2 separate regions of the Homo sapiens genome follow, and region 2 is linked to region 1. The links are chromatin loops, found by intact Hi-C in ENCODE. Cell type or tissue: chondrocyte. All regions are shown on one strand.

Region 1 (2,500 bases):
TGACTATGCTTTGGTAACTTTGTTTATTTTGATATTGCCTGATGCACAGAAAATGATAAAAATTTCCATAAGAAAATAGATTGCAACTATTTAAGTCTACAATACTTTTCCTTGTTTTTATAAATTAAAATTTAAATACAATTTTAAGTCTATTTTTTGACCTAAACAATTGTAATACTGAGTTCTTTGTGTATTTCTTAAGAATTTCTTTGCAGGTCCAAACAGATCTAGCATTATTGAGACTGAATAAAAGATGCTTCTTTCAGGTGGCCCCTAATTTAATTGTTTGTAATGATTATTCTAGAAAAAAGCACCACTCTGACACATGGATTTTCTTGTAGGTCAGCATTTTATAAAAAGTATCCTAACGACAAATGGATGATAGGAAGAGCAAAAGAGGAAAAAATATCCGTAAGAAAAGATGTAATACAATTAGTACAAGGGGCAGGAGGTAACAGGAATTTGGTTCTTCTTTCTATATTTTTTTACTTTGAGTTCCTCAAATATTTTATATGCAAGAAAATATTTCAAGTTTTAACACATATGTCATACCATTTTCTTAGTTTGTATTCCATCATGCCATAAGCATTTACTTTCAGAAGGACTTTTGGTTTTATAAATTAAAGGCCTGATTTTTTTTTTTTCAGTGCACTTCTAAGTTAGATAACGCAGAGGGAGGTTTATGTGGAAATGATCGTTTTTCTAAGTGAATGTTCAAACACTGAGTCACTCACAAGTTCTTAAAATCCTATATGTTTTAAGATATATTAGAGGCAGATTCTATACTGAAGAAATAGTGCAAATTTTGCGCAGTTAACATAAAATTTAGCATTTTTCATCCTCCCATTATCTTCAGCCCCATGATTTTGTGTCTTTGGGGATGAATACTTAGACTTTCACTTGATGCATTCAGGCTCTGGGTTAGAAAAAGATGCTTAAAGACTGAGTCATGAATATTGGAAAAGAATATAGTGGGAGGAATCACTCTACATGATATTATGACCTACTATATAGCTGTAGTTAATTAAAACAGTTGCAGTAGTAGAGAAGGAATAGACACATAGATCAATATGATAGAAGGGAGAATTAAGAAATAGACCTTTACAATATGCCCAGCTATTTTTTGACAAAGGAGCAAAAGCAATTTAATAGAGGAAGAATAACTTTTTTTTTCAACAAATGATTCTGGAACAATTGAGCATCCATAGACAAAAATATGAACCTTGACCTAAGCCTCACACCTTACAAAAAAGTTAACTCAGAATGGATCATGGGTTTAAATATAAAAAGAAAACAATAAAACGTTTAGAAAAAAATAAAATCATCACCTAGAGCTAGATGAAGAATTCTTAGACGTAATACCAAAAGCCTAGTTCATGAAATAATCAAAATTTAAAAATGTTTATTCTGTGAAAGTCCTTGTTAAACAGAGAATGAAAACACTAGCTATAAACGGAGAAAATATTTGCAAAACACATATCCAGTAGAAGATTATTATTTAGAATATATATTTTTAAAACTCCCAAAACTGATCAGTTCAATAAAACCCCCCCAAATCCCATTAGAAAATGGACAAAAGATATGATCATACATTTCATGTAAGAGGATATACATGGAAGGAACATTATTGGGAAATTGGTGACAAAGAAATTTGGAGAAGAGATGTGTGAATAGACCTCCCTGAATGGGCAAAAAACATGAAGATAATTGTGTCTCATCAAAGGGCAACCTCAGCAGAGGAGGATTTTAATAGCCAAGTGGATAGGATGACCCGTTCTATGGATATCAGTCAGTCTCTTTCCCAACCACTCCTGTCAGTGCCCAATGGGCTCATGAGCAAAATGGCCATGATGGCAGGGATGGAAATTATGCATGGGTTCAGCATCCTGGACTTCCACTCACCAAGACCAAACTGGCTATAGCCATTGCTGGATGTCCAATCTGCCAGTAGCAGAGACCAACACTGGTAGCAACACCAGATGAGGCAACATTGCCTGGAGTGATCAGCCAACTCTCTGGTGGGAGGTTGATTACATCGGACCCCTTCTACCATGGAAGAGGCAGCGTTTTGTCTTTAATGGAACAGACAATCGGGATATGGATTTGCCTTCCCTGCTTTGCAGTGCTTCTCCCAAAACTGTCCATGAATGGCTTCATTTTGTTTTTTCCTCTCCAGTTTCTCAGGATGTAGCTTTAGATTATTGAATTGAGACATTTCTTCTAATGTATGCATTTAATGTAATAAATTTCCCTCTAAGAACATTTTAGCTACACACCACTCATTTTTGACATGTTATGTTTTCGTTTTCATTTTAATTTACTCAAAACAGTTTTTTTCAATAATTTTACTTTGACTCATATGTTAATACTTGGAAGTGTCTTGTTTCATTTGCAAACATTTGAGGATCTTCTCAATATCATTCTCTTTTTTGATTTCTAGTTCAACTCTATTATGATCAGATAATGTACTTTGTATGATTGCTATTTTTTAAATTTATAA
Region 2 (2,500 bases), 57 kb before region 1:
AGTTTTTATTTCTGCCAGCTTAAGTAGCTAGTGAAACTGGAAAACTGCAGCATCTTTGATTATTTGGGTCACTCCATCTTTGTGAAATTATCCTAGTAATTCCACTGGAGATTTCAATACTTTCTGGGACCCATTAAACTTTTCTTGACCAAAAGTCTTCAGAAATTTCTTTACCTGCAGTCCCTAGTTGATTTGATAGATGACATCTAAACAGCCTATGAAATGTTAACTTTGATTTTTTTTTCTATTATAACAGCTTTATCTTTTAACTTTCTGGTGATGCAGAAACGAGTAACACGACACATCAGACAGAAATTGAACATCACCTAGTGGTATCAGTTCAATTCAGGTAGTTAAAGAATCCAGATGTTGTCACCTGGTACTGTCAAACGACTCTAAGCATGTACTTAAGTTTCATTTCCATAGCATCTGCGGCACTTTGAAGTTCCACTCCTTGTGCTCTCCTCCCACTCTCAAACTAGTGTGCCAATTCAAGTTCTTGAAGACCAGGGAAAATTATGTTTCTTCTGCCGTGGAGATTGATGCTAGTCATCTTAAGTCGTCTGGGGAAGAGGCTCAGAAATGTGTGCATCTTGTGTCTTCCACTTTTATTTTCCCAACCCGTTACGAAGTTTTGGAAGATATCTTGGTCCCAAAAACACTGACTTGACACTGTGCTATTCCTCTCAAGAATCTCATTAACTCCCATTAGAAAGGGGAGTGGTGTGGACTCCGTCTCGTGGTGAAACTCTCTGCAACCCCCTAACATAAATACTAGAGATGGGGATGGTTAGAGGGTCAAAGGAGGGGGACGGAAAAGGGTCGTGAGAAGAGACTCACCGCTGCTGCCAGTTCCTCGGTCAGGCACAACGTAACCAGGAGCAGCCACAACCTGAAATGGGAGGGAGGGTGAGTAATGGGCTCTCTAGGCTTCGGGGTCGTGCGTCTGCCTGTCGCCCCCCGAACCCTTTTGGATGCCTGCTCCCAATTTCTCTGCAGTGACAGAAGTACCAGTATAGTCCCGGCCTGGCAAAGTAACCCGAAGTAAGAAAGAGGAGGGGAGCTCGGGGCAGCAACAGCTCACCCAGGGTGCATGCTTGCGGCTCCTCCGGAGCTGGGTCCCGGGAGACTGCTAAGCGGCTCCGCGGCCCGTGCTCATCTGGGCTCTGCTGATGCTTGGAGGCTGTTTCCTTACTCAGAACAGAGTAGGTGGACGAAGTGGCCCAGTTTGGAAGAAACTAAACACTGCTTCTAGATAAGAAGTGCTCCAAAGGGAAACAGGCTCAGCGGTGCCCGTTACAACTTGCAGCACTCAGGAGATAGTTCCATGCAGCAGGAGAGGAAAGAATGGAGGGGAAAGGGGCGGGGCTGTCTGCTGTCAATCATCCCCCCTACCTTGGGCAGCCGGTAGTCTTTCTCACTTTCAGGCACCTTTCCACACAACAGCCCTAAGTATCTCCACAGCTTCACACACAGCCCCTTAGAGACCTATACGCTAAGACCTAAGCAACTGTGCATCATATACTTTCAACTTTACTGTTAGGTTACACATAAAGAGACATAGGCATACTATTCCCACATAAGACAGATGGGCCCGAAAGTGCCCTTGCACACATGCCCAAATGCATACAACACTGATTCAAATTGATAGTACACTAGGCTATTGGGAAGGGGAGACAGTTTCTGGAGTTGTAAATCCACTCTGAGCTAAGCAGAACCTAAGGATGAGTGGGCCCTCGTGAAATAGATCCAAAACCTTGAAAGACTCTAAAGTGGTTAATTCTAGGAAGATAGAAATGTTGTGAAGAATTCTTCATCAAATTCTTGAAGATTCTCCAAGGAGTCCGCAGAAAGTATTTTCTAGTTCTTTTGTTACTTTAAAAAAAATCTATATATCAGAATTATCAAAGGAACATTCAAGTCTTTATATGGGAGATATCGATTCAGCTGCCATCAACTCTATTTAAATATTTCCAATTAAGTGTTTATATTAATTCTAAGAAACACTGCACTAAATTTATTTAATTCCCTGCCCTAAATCTTTCTGAAACACAACTACAATGAGAGTCAATACCTTTTACATTAGCTCAATATAGGAGGCATTAATTATAGGATTCAATGCAGCTAAACAGAGATATAGCTGTATTATAATAACATAATACCATAGAATAATTACCAATACCTGCTGAATGCTCCCAGATCTTATACGTATATAACACACATAAAGTATTCACGCACATATACTTATTTTCTTACTTGTTTATAAGCATATACTTTATTTATTCCCAATATTTTCACATCTTCTGCTTGTATGTAGAAACTCTCTGTTCTGTGAGCAGCTGGAAGGTAAAGAAGACCAGCAGCCCAGGGAGCACCGACCAAAATTTGTTTCTAATGAGTAACAATAAAAAGCACGGCCCCTCTGAGATCCATCCGCTAAAAAAATAGTCCCAGTTTAGATCTATTTGTAATTGGCTTTGGTACGCACACCAATGAGATT

The links. Hi-C counts contacts between places; a loop is a spot of excess contacts. Peaks named below come from ENCODE experiments on the same cell type or tissue, not always from the same donor. Only the 100,000 strongest peaks of a DNase experiment are listed, where the experiment ranks them.
Region 2: it touches region 1 in a loop (3-fold over the local background); 1 of 110 quality-filtered maps calls a loop at or near these places.

What each region holds. Positions count from the first base shown.
Region 1 is chrX:108,493,960-108,496,459 of GRCh38, forward strand. The region is part of intron 1 of COL4A5 (collagen type IV alpha 5 chain); the gene reads left to right. Among named protein-coding and RNA genes, the nearest start is that of COL4A5, 55 kb to the left of the region's middle. In chondrocyte, no CTCF peak of the experiment used is centred here; no DNase peak of the experiment used is centred here.
Region 2 is chrX:108,437,102-108,439,601 of GRCh38, forward strand. It overlaps COL4A6 (collagen type IV alpha 6 chain), which reads right to left and starts at 1,321. Exons shown (of 45, transcript NM_033641.4): 1 at 1,085-1,321; 2 at 841-892. The coding sequence starts at 1,095. In chondrocyte, no CTCF peak of the experiment used is centred here; a DNase peak (open chromatin) is centred at 1,100.